Regions from separate parts of the Homo sapiens genome. Here all the other regions are linked to region 2. A link is a contact called in ENCODE Hi-C or POLR2A ChIA-PET data. All regions are on one chromosome and are shown on one strand. The core of a region is the stretch at or near the end of the contact, and the rest is flanking DNA. Distances in the headings are between cores, read along the strand shown. Region 1 holds the start of TBC1D22B (TBC1 domain family member 22B). Region 2 holds the start of PXT1 (peroxisomal testis enriched protein 1). Region 3 holds the start of RPL10A (ribosomal protein L10a).

Region 1 (2,818 bases), core at 45-2,544, 810 kb before region 2:
GGCAACACAGTCAGACCTTGTCTCTATTTCATTTAAAAAAAAAAAAAAAATTAAGGCTCTTACCTAGCCACTACTGACCCTCATCTCTCTCTCGCTTAAAAAAAAAAAGTCACGAGTTCAAAAGATTATCCCAGAAGGAAAAAACCTGAATCCATTAGAAAAGGTAGCACAGGGGACACAACCAAACATGAATTTCATCACCAAGTAGACTGTAGCTGGCAGAAATCTTAAATTTACGACTGAAATACACACTCTTCCTTATACTTCTCAGGACTTTGCCCAAAATAAACTGAAACAGTAAACCAACAGTAGATTGATGGATGGATAATTTGCCAAAAGTCTCAACATACACCGAAAAGAGGGTGGGGGTAGTCTTAGGGGGTCTGCTCTCCAGTTAAACAACTGAAGAATGAACGAATTTAGTGCATTTGCACAAGAAGTGCATTACAATGCAGGGGAGGAAGAAGTCACTTGGGGTTGGACAAATCCTTAGAAAATGCCAAAGGAATAACCCTGATTCTGTGGTCGTCTTGTAATAATTCCTAGTGGGAAAGGGCCAACTCAAGATAAAGTAAGGTCAGGGTTGAGAATCGTCCTCACTTTTCCTGCCTAACCCTCTCGGCAGGCGGCCCCAAACTCCCACCGGAATCCTTCGGGTAAGTGCCGACCTCAGGGATCAAGGGAAGGGGCCATCCTCGAGCGACCAACCACCTGTGCGTGGTGGAGACCCCTGAGAGGGAGTCCTAATTAGAGTGGGAAGCAGCTCTGGGGAGGAACTTCCGAGACCAGGGCCGACACTGACTATTCACCCAACTCCACTCCCCTTTACGCCCAATCTTCGGCCACCTTCCCGCTGAGGTCACCCCTCCTGAAACCTCCGCCCCCAGACCCCGGTCTACACCCACATCCAGCCGTCCCCAAAGCTCGCTGTTCGCTTCGCTGCCTGACAGCTGCCCTGCCGCCACCAGGCAGTCCCAGCTTCCCCAAACCAGTCTTCTGGCCTCTGTGGCGCCCCAGGCCCGCGGGATTCAGGGATTAGGATCTGGAAGGGTTTGGTCCAATCCCCTATCCCTCTCAGCGTCCTGGGCTCACCTCCCCGGCAGCTTAGCGCTCCTCTTCCAAAACTGCTTGCTGTTCTCAGCGGCCATTGCTCTGGCCGGGGGAAGTCCTTGTAGGCGGGCCAAGGGTTTGCCCGGCGAGATGCCCCCAGACCCCGCAATCTGAGGGCCAACCCAGGCCGCTTCCCCGCCGCCGGTCACCCGCTCCCAGCTCCTGGGGACGCCATCTTGGATGTGGGCACCCCTCCACCCAGCACCGCTGCCATTGGTGAGCTGCGCAAGCCGTGGACGGGCCGACCAATTGGGAGCCGGAATCCTGCAGGCCGCTGAAGCCGACCGGTAACGTCAGGGGCTGGGCACACAGGTGGACGGGGAAGGCGGAGCTTGGACGAGCCGAGAGGCGGGGCTCAAAGTTCCTACCCGCGAGAGGGAAGAAGCAGGTAAGGTAAGGGACCTATGGGAAGGAAGAGGGGATTATCTTCTTCGTGAGGAATGAAGTTCCTTAGTCTAATATTTCTTGGCAAGAGAGAACATACTATGTATTTATATATAGGAATCTTTCACCTAAAAGTAAGGGCCCATGTGTTGGTTGTGGCCCATTTTTAACATCTCTCAATTCAATGACACTCTGGTTATTACCCTCCTTTCCTCATTCCGTTTACATGTCCATTCGTTTTTCTGAAGGAAGGTCAGCAGGGACCCGATAGCCCGGGATTGCTAACTGTTCAACACGTGAGCAACGGTTCATCAGAGTCTCCCTCTCCCTCTGTTTATTGAAAACGATTGAAGGACTTGTGCTGTGGGTTAAAAATTCAAATGATCTAATCCCTATGTCAATCCATAACTCTCACTTTCTGACTATGCTAACAGTGTATATAGGAAATGGTTTATGATAGCTGTCCAACTCAGATTACCAAATACCATTTCTTTGAAGGACACAGTATTGCTCCATCGTGTGAATCACAAAGTTAAGGATGTATCTCCTCCCGGCCCCACCAACATCCTTAATTTCCCTTGTTAATCTATTATAAATCTTGCACCCTTGAATTTATTTTCAATCTAATTTTCCCAGACAATGAGATTTAGTATTAGCATTTTGAATCCTTTGAATGTCTTGTCAGCGTTTTTTGCTGGTTTTGAGTTTCTGTGGTTGTATTCCGTGGTGATTTGGGGAAAGAGGGAAGGCGGGCACCAGTCCAGAGTGGTTTTTGTCCCTTCGAAGGACTGTTGAGGTGGGCTGCGTGTCCCCCACCCCCACCCCCACCCTCCATTTACAGCTACCACATGTACTTCCACATATTGGAGAATACTTAAAGACCTGACCCCTGGCCCCAGCCAAAGAAGGACCTTCTTTTATATGTCCTCCAACGACGGTTTCTTCATTACTCCCATTTTCAAGCTTCTTTTGTCCCCTAATTTAAGAATTATAGGATTGGATGACAAGGGCTATTTTTACTTCCTCTGAGTCTTTCATGCTATAAAAGCATCTTATCTTCTTTATGGGCATTTAACCCAGAGAAAAAAAGCCCCTCTATTCTTTTAATTATTTTACTTGCCTTTCTCTGGCGCTTCTTTTTCTTAGGATGCAGTGACCAGCACTGCACACTAAGCCCAAAGAGGGATGTACTGAGGCTTTGTTAAGGCTGATGTTTTGTCTTTATTCTGGACAGCCAGACCTTTTGCTGGCTGTTTGGACTTTAGAAGAGTTGATGTCTTGAAAGAGTAATCTAAAACAACTTCTAGATTCCTTACCTTGGTGG
Region 2 (2,801 bases), core at 125-2,624:
GTCGGTCCCTGGATCATCAGTAACAGACCAAGAGTGCAGGTGCTTGCTTAAATCCCAGACTCAGGGACCCATCACAAATCTCTAGAATCAAATTTATGGAAGAGGTGCTAGGGTACTGCAACCTTATTACTAAGGAACAATCTTCTGTTTCAGAACTATGGCCTAGGAATTGGGGTTTCAGGTGGGGGCCTTGAGCGGAAGTCCTCTGACTCTGGATTCATCACATCCGACAGACACTACTACAACACTTTGTTTTGAAGACCATTAAAAAACTACCTCAACTTCTCGCACAGCGAACAGGAACAAAACTAAGGACTCTGGGACATATTTTCATAAGCTGGTTAAACAGTTCCTTCACAGCCTTGTTTATCATGTTAGTTTGTTCACTAGATTCTTATTTAAAAATAAATCTCTTCAACTGAGGAATTTTCAGAAAGAATCACAAACTCCAAAATAGAAGAGTTTTCTCATAGTGCAGAACTGGGCTTCTAAACCTGAAGACACTGCTATAAAAAGCAAAGTTTTATTTAAAAGAAAATTGCTGGTTAAGGCTTTCCCCAGCTCTTTTGCACTCAGAGCCACGGATGAAAGCTGGCAATTTGCGGGTGGCAGGGAAGGAAGACGCGGAAACAGGGCTGAAAAGACCGAGCAAAATGCGCTCGGCTCCAGAGTTCAGGAGGAAGTCCCCACCAACTACCTAATTTTTAATGGAGCCAATTAATTGCCAGAAAAACCGCGTCTGCAAATGTTTTGCCAGTCAACACTCCAGGTTCTCGCCATTCCTCTCCGGCGGGATGAACCACCCGAGGCCTGCAAAAAGCAGTCAAGCAGTCAAGTTACACTTCAGCTGTGCCCACCACCTGGGCGCAGCGTCGCCTCCCTCCCCAGGATCACCAGACTCTGCCCTCCGCGCGGAAACAGGAGCCCATCAAGCCGCTGCCCACAGGTTCCTCGCGCCCAGCTCAGCCCCGCGGCCTTTCGACTCGGGGGTCCGAACCGCCGCCGCGTCCGGAGGAGACGCCCCCTCGGCCACAAAGGGAAGACTCGGGCCACGCCCGCCGCCACACTCTCCCTGCCCGGTCTTCGCGCCCGAAACCGTACCGCGCCGCCACTTACTCGTCGCTCCCCGCCGCGCTGTCCCGCTCGGGGCTGGAATCCGCCCGGGAGGCGCGCGCAGGCCGCGCAGCCAGAAGCCGCAGCCGGGACCGGCTGTGCCGCAGCGGCGCGCGCCCCCCGCCCCGGACCGCGCGGCCACGCGGCTGAGTCACCCAGCGCTTCACGTTAAGAGTCCCCTCCGCGCGTGGCACGCCGGGAAGGCCGTGTCTGGGGACCCCGTCCGGGGCCGCACCGTAAATGGGTGTCGCCTTTCCTCCAGTCCACTCTGCACCCAACCTCAGCGGGCGCACTTTTCTGAGTTGCGCATACCCTCTCAATTATTAAAGGTTGCAGACGGAAAAGTTAGTAGTTTTCGGAATTGTAGAATACGCTCGTGCAGCGCCAGGACGGCTAATGCTTACCCGAAAATGTGGAACCCTGATCTCCCCATGCGTGGAGCGAGGTTGGAGGTAGCGTAGTAAGAATACTGGAGTTGCTTAAACGCATTTGCTCGAAAGTCACTACCCTGGATATACATTCTGGCCAAAAGAAAGGGGGAAAAACTCCACATTTTTCTCAAATACTGAGTTTCATGAAGGTACCTGCTATTACAAAGGTGTATTACAAATTTTAAATCAACCGGAAGCAAGTTACTGGGAAAACTGTGTTATGAGTAAAAGATTTCAGCATTCAAAAAACATCTATATATGGTCCATGTCCTATGAACCAAATGCTGGAAAACCCAAAAGGAAGTTCTTATTGTCACGGTTTCTAGTGGCTTTTGTACTTTTAAAAATTACACTAGGCCGGGCTTGGTGGCTCACGCCTGTAATCCTTGCACTTTGGGAGGCCGAGGCGGGCAGATCACCTGAGGTTGGGCATTCCAGACCAGCCTGGCCAACATGATGAAACCCTGTCTCTGCTAAAAATACAAAAATTAGCCGGGCGTGGTGGTGGGCGCCTATAACCCTAGCTGTTTGGGAGGCTGAGGCAGGAGAATCACTTGAACCCAGGAGGCAACTGGGAGGTTGCAGTGAAGTTCCCTCTCAAATATATATATATATGTCTATATATACTAATTAAATATACTGATTATGCAAACTATTTGTAAATTGTTGAAAGCTCTATAAACTAATAATAGCACAAATTTTAAAATTCGAAGTCGATTCTCCTTTTCCTTACAAGAGACTCTCTGAAAACTAATTTGGAATTGGATTAGAATTGGTGTTGAAGTGGAAGGAATGTAAGAAAATAGTTTGACTCAGTAGGTTTCACACGGTTAACGGATACTTGTATAGCAAATTTGTTTTATCAGGGTCAAAAAATTTAATTTTCAAAACTGAAGACATAAATTTTTTCATTATAATTTGGTCTTAGAGGCCTAGAGGGTCATTTTCCATTTCTATTCTCCCTCGTTTATGACTATAAAGTATGCAGGACTGTATTGTGTTTATCTCAACATGGACTAGGCTGTGAGGCTGCACTCGTCATCTGTAAGTCAGTCTCACGTCCCCATGGTGACTCAGCTTCCCTGCTGCTTGCGTCAGTGGCTCTGCCCTCCCAGCACTTCCGGGCTGGCAGAAGAGCTAGATTGGAGAATCCTGTAAGGGCTCTCCTTTGCCTCTGCCAGAAGTGAGTGGCCTTTTCACTTCTGCTGACGTTTCACTGTCCTGAACTAGTCACCAGGCTCAACCTGACTGACTCTA
Region 3 (2,742 bases), core at 165-2,664, 970 kb after region 2:
TGCCACTGCCTAAACAACGCAGCGTAAAGATTTCCAAATCATAGTTCACCAGCACCTGGCTGGTCAACTTACAATGCCTGGCCTCCCTCATCAACTGGAATCCTCATAGCAATACAAACATCAAACCACCCCAAAGCTAAAACAGCACTCAGGCAAGCTAGGCAACCACCGCCGATCCTTTGCTATTCTAGGCCCCTCATCATTTAAAAATCGAAAATGGCAGAAAAGCCTTTCTACCGCCCCCACCACACATCTCACATGCAAAACCACAGCGGCCGGACTCACCCAGCTTCTTGACCAGTTTTTTATTCTTGTTGAGTTTTTTCAGCGCCTCGATGTCCATGTGGGGGATATCCACGGCCTTAGCCTCGTCACAGTGCTGCTGGTCCCCCAGGACACACACAGAGAACTTAGGGCGGGGAGTGGACTTAAGCCTGCGTTTTGGGGGACAGCACCAACAGGTTACGCCTAGCCCTGGGTCCCAAGGGCCGGTGAAGGGTCTGGGACCGCAGCAGCCACCGAGCCTTACCCGGAGCGTTCACATTCACCAGCAGCCAGCCTGGCTTCTCAGGCTGGCCGGCGGGCTCGGCCGAGGCCTACCCACGCCTCCCCTCATGTTTTAAGACCCAGGGTGGGGGTCCGTCCAGCCGCGCCTGCCCGGAGCAGGGGGTCTGAACTACCCTAGCACATCAGTACCGACGTGCCCGCCTCCGGCTCAGCGGGAGCCTGCAGGGGAGGGGCAAGCACGGGGGCACTGAGGGCTGGGTGGGATCAGAACGGTGCCAACCTGACGGTGCCCGAGAAGCGCTTGTCCTTCTGGGGATCATAGTTCTTCAAGCTGATCTGCAACTCCACCGTCTCCAGGAACCTTCGAGAGAGGAGGGGGGTTAAGCACCCGCCGGCCCTCGCCACCCGCGCCGTGCCCCAGGGTCGGCACTCACTTGCGGCGCTTGCGCTGGTTCCCGTGCAGGACTTCCCGCACCGCCTCGTACAGGGTGTCGCGAGAGACTTTGCTGCTGCGGGAGAGAAGCGACAGGGCGCTCAGGGCCGCGGAGTCCACACGCTCGGACTGCCTGGAAGCCTCCGAGGTCTAGGCTTCGAGACGGGCGGGCGGCCCACGGCGGACTCCCCCGTAGATTCCGGACACCAAGTAGAGCGACGGGAGCTCAGACCCAGACCCAAGCCCCGGTGGAAGAGGGAGGCTCTCAGTGATCGGACCTGGTAGGAAGGGCGACCCGCAGGCCGACCCGCCTTGAGAAATGCCCCGCGGCGCAGGTGGCGCAAGGGTCCGCGGCGCGGCCTACAGGATCCGAACCCTCGGCGGGGCACCTGAAGGCGCGGATGAACGCGGATAGGGCTTTCAGGACCAACTCACCTCATGGCTTCTCACGCCGCGCTAACCGGAAAAGAGACTAGCATGTCTTGCGCATGCGCTCAAATAGTGGCCCTGATCTCGCGATAATGCTTTGCTCCTCGGTCCTACCCGCAGAGCGGTTGGGTGGGCCAACCCCGAGAAGCGCGGCCTTCTCTGGCCGCTGGGGGGCGTCGCTGGGCCGCTAGGCCGGCGCGGTAACCCACAGAGTTGTCGCAGTCCTGAGCGCCCCGCGGTCCCCCGGTAATGTGCCGATTCGCGCCCGCTGCTGCTGGACCCCTAGGGAAGCGGCTGGGTTCGGGGCTCGAGCTTCGGTAGTCACACGTACTGGTACAGCCCAGTGATGTTCACTGACAGCGTGGATTCCGGCACGCTTGTCCCTCAAACCCCTCTCCCCTCGCGCCCTCCGCACCAGCTTATGTTCTCAAAAGGAAGCCTGGCCCGACCTCCCTCCCTCAGCACCTTGCTCTAACGTGGACTCGTGGTAAGGGAAGTGTCCGGAAAGTTCTGTTCCTGTCCTTTCAACGCCTGCAGAGGGGAAGAGCTGGGAAAGTCCTTAAGTGAACTTTCACTTGATAGTTAATTTGATAACATCTACGTTTTAAGTGTGACTGCTATGAATAAGGCGTCTAGCCAGGTGCTACAGGAATACAAGGATGTAAAACAGGCACACAGCACTGCACACCCATAAGGTGTCTTCTCTGCTCTTTCCTCTGTCCAATGGGTCTCATCCTCTTAGCCACAGTAACCCCCAGAGCCCTTCAGATCTCTCCTCGGATTCATCTGCCCAAAACCCTTCCCGAACTCCAGACTGAGTCACTCCCACCTTTAAGATGCCCATTCTCACCTACCCCCCTGCCTGGTGGGGGCAGCTCCTATAGGATGGGGTGGGTGGTATTACACATTATTTGGCCCTCAGAGGGTGAATAAGATACCCTACACCCTTCCCCTCACCAGGAAAAAGATGTTCCTTGTCATTGAGCAGGGAAGTGGAGGGGGTGCGGATGGGCTCAATACCCAGAATTCATGGGAAGGAAGGTACTGCTTCTAATAAGACATTGGCCAGGCGTGGTGGCTCACGCCTGTAATCCCAGCACTTTGGGAGGCAGGCGGATCACCTGAGGTCAGGAGTTTGAGACCAGCCTCGTCTCTACTAAAAATACAAAAATGAGCGGGTCATGGTGGCATGCGCCTGTAATCCCAGCTACTCAAGAGGCTGAGGCAGGAGAATCGCTTGAACTGGGGAGGCAGAGGTTGCAGTGAGCCGAGATCATGCCATTGCATTCCAGCCTGGGCGACAGTGCGAGACTCAGACTCGAAAAAAAAAAAAGAAAAAGACATTATTGAACTTGCTTTTATTCAACACCATT

The links. Hi-C counts contacts between places; a loop is a spot of excess contacts on that map. ChIA-PET counts read pairs that join two places held with the same protein, here RNA polymerase II (POLR2A). Pooled maps may share reads with other maps.
Region 1: a loop to region 2 is called in a pooled map, with 7 times the contacts of the local background. The contact joins the promoter of TBC1D22B here to the promoter of PXT1 in region 2. A Hi-C loop is called at or near these places in 1 of 168 maps with a recorded cell type or tissue (endothelial cell of umbilical vein), 1 of 37 single-sample maps with no recorded cell type and 11 of 50 pooled maps. POLR2A ChIA-PET finds 5 or more read pairs at or near these places in 2 of 52 experiments (PC-3 and activated CD8-positive, alpha-beta memory T cell).
Region 3: a pooled map shows a loop between it and region 2 (5-fold over the local background). The contact joins the promoter of RPL10A here to the promoter of PXT1 in region 2. A Hi-C loop is called at or near these places in 5 of 50 pooled maps. POLR2A ChIA-PET finds 5 or more read pairs at or near these places in 2 of 52 experiments (B cell and activated CD4-positive, alpha-beta T cell).

Annotation. Positions count from the first base shown.
Region 1 is chr6:37,256,248-37,259,065 of GRCh38, reverse strand. It overlaps TBC1D22B (TBC1 domain family member 22B), which reads right to left and starts at 1,294. Exons shown (of 13, transcript NM_017772.4): 1 at 1,093-1,294. The coding sequence starts at 1,148. TMEM217B (transmembrane protein 217B) reads left to right here and starts at 922. Exons shown (of 2, transcript NM_001395378.1): 1 at 922-1,498. It overlaps TMEM217 (transmembrane protein 217), which reads left to right and starts at 922. Exons shown (of 3, transcript NM_001286401.2): 1 at 922-1,498. RefSeq lists enhancers at 292-927, 1,014-1,073, 1,174-1,233 and a silencer at 1,334-1,463.
Region 2 is chr6:36,441,427-36,444,227 of GRCh38, reverse strand. It overlaps PXT1 (peroxisomal testis enriched protein 1), which reads left to right and starts at 1,374. Exons shown (of 5, transcript NM_152990.4): 1 at 1,374-1,693. It overlaps KCTD20 (potassium channel tetramerization domain containing 20), which reads right to left and starts at 1,228. Exons shown (of 8, transcript NM_173562.5): 1 at 1,117-1,228. RefSeq lists enhancers at 111-170, 776-875, 2,360-2,801 and silencers at 1,036-1,325, 2,484-2,553.
Region 3 is chr6:35,467,073-35,469,814 of GRCh38, reverse strand. It overlaps RPL10A (ribosomal protein L10a), which reads right to left and starts at 1,414. Exons shown (of 6, transcript NM_007104.5): 1 at 1,376-1,414; 2 at 942-1,016; 3 at 788-868; 4 at 286-434. The coding sequence starts at 1,380. FANCE (FA complementation group E) reads right to left here. Exons shown (of 10, transcript NM_021922.3): 10 at 2,713-2,742. RefSeq lists enhancers at 685-784, 845-914, 1,092-1,648, 1,925-1,974.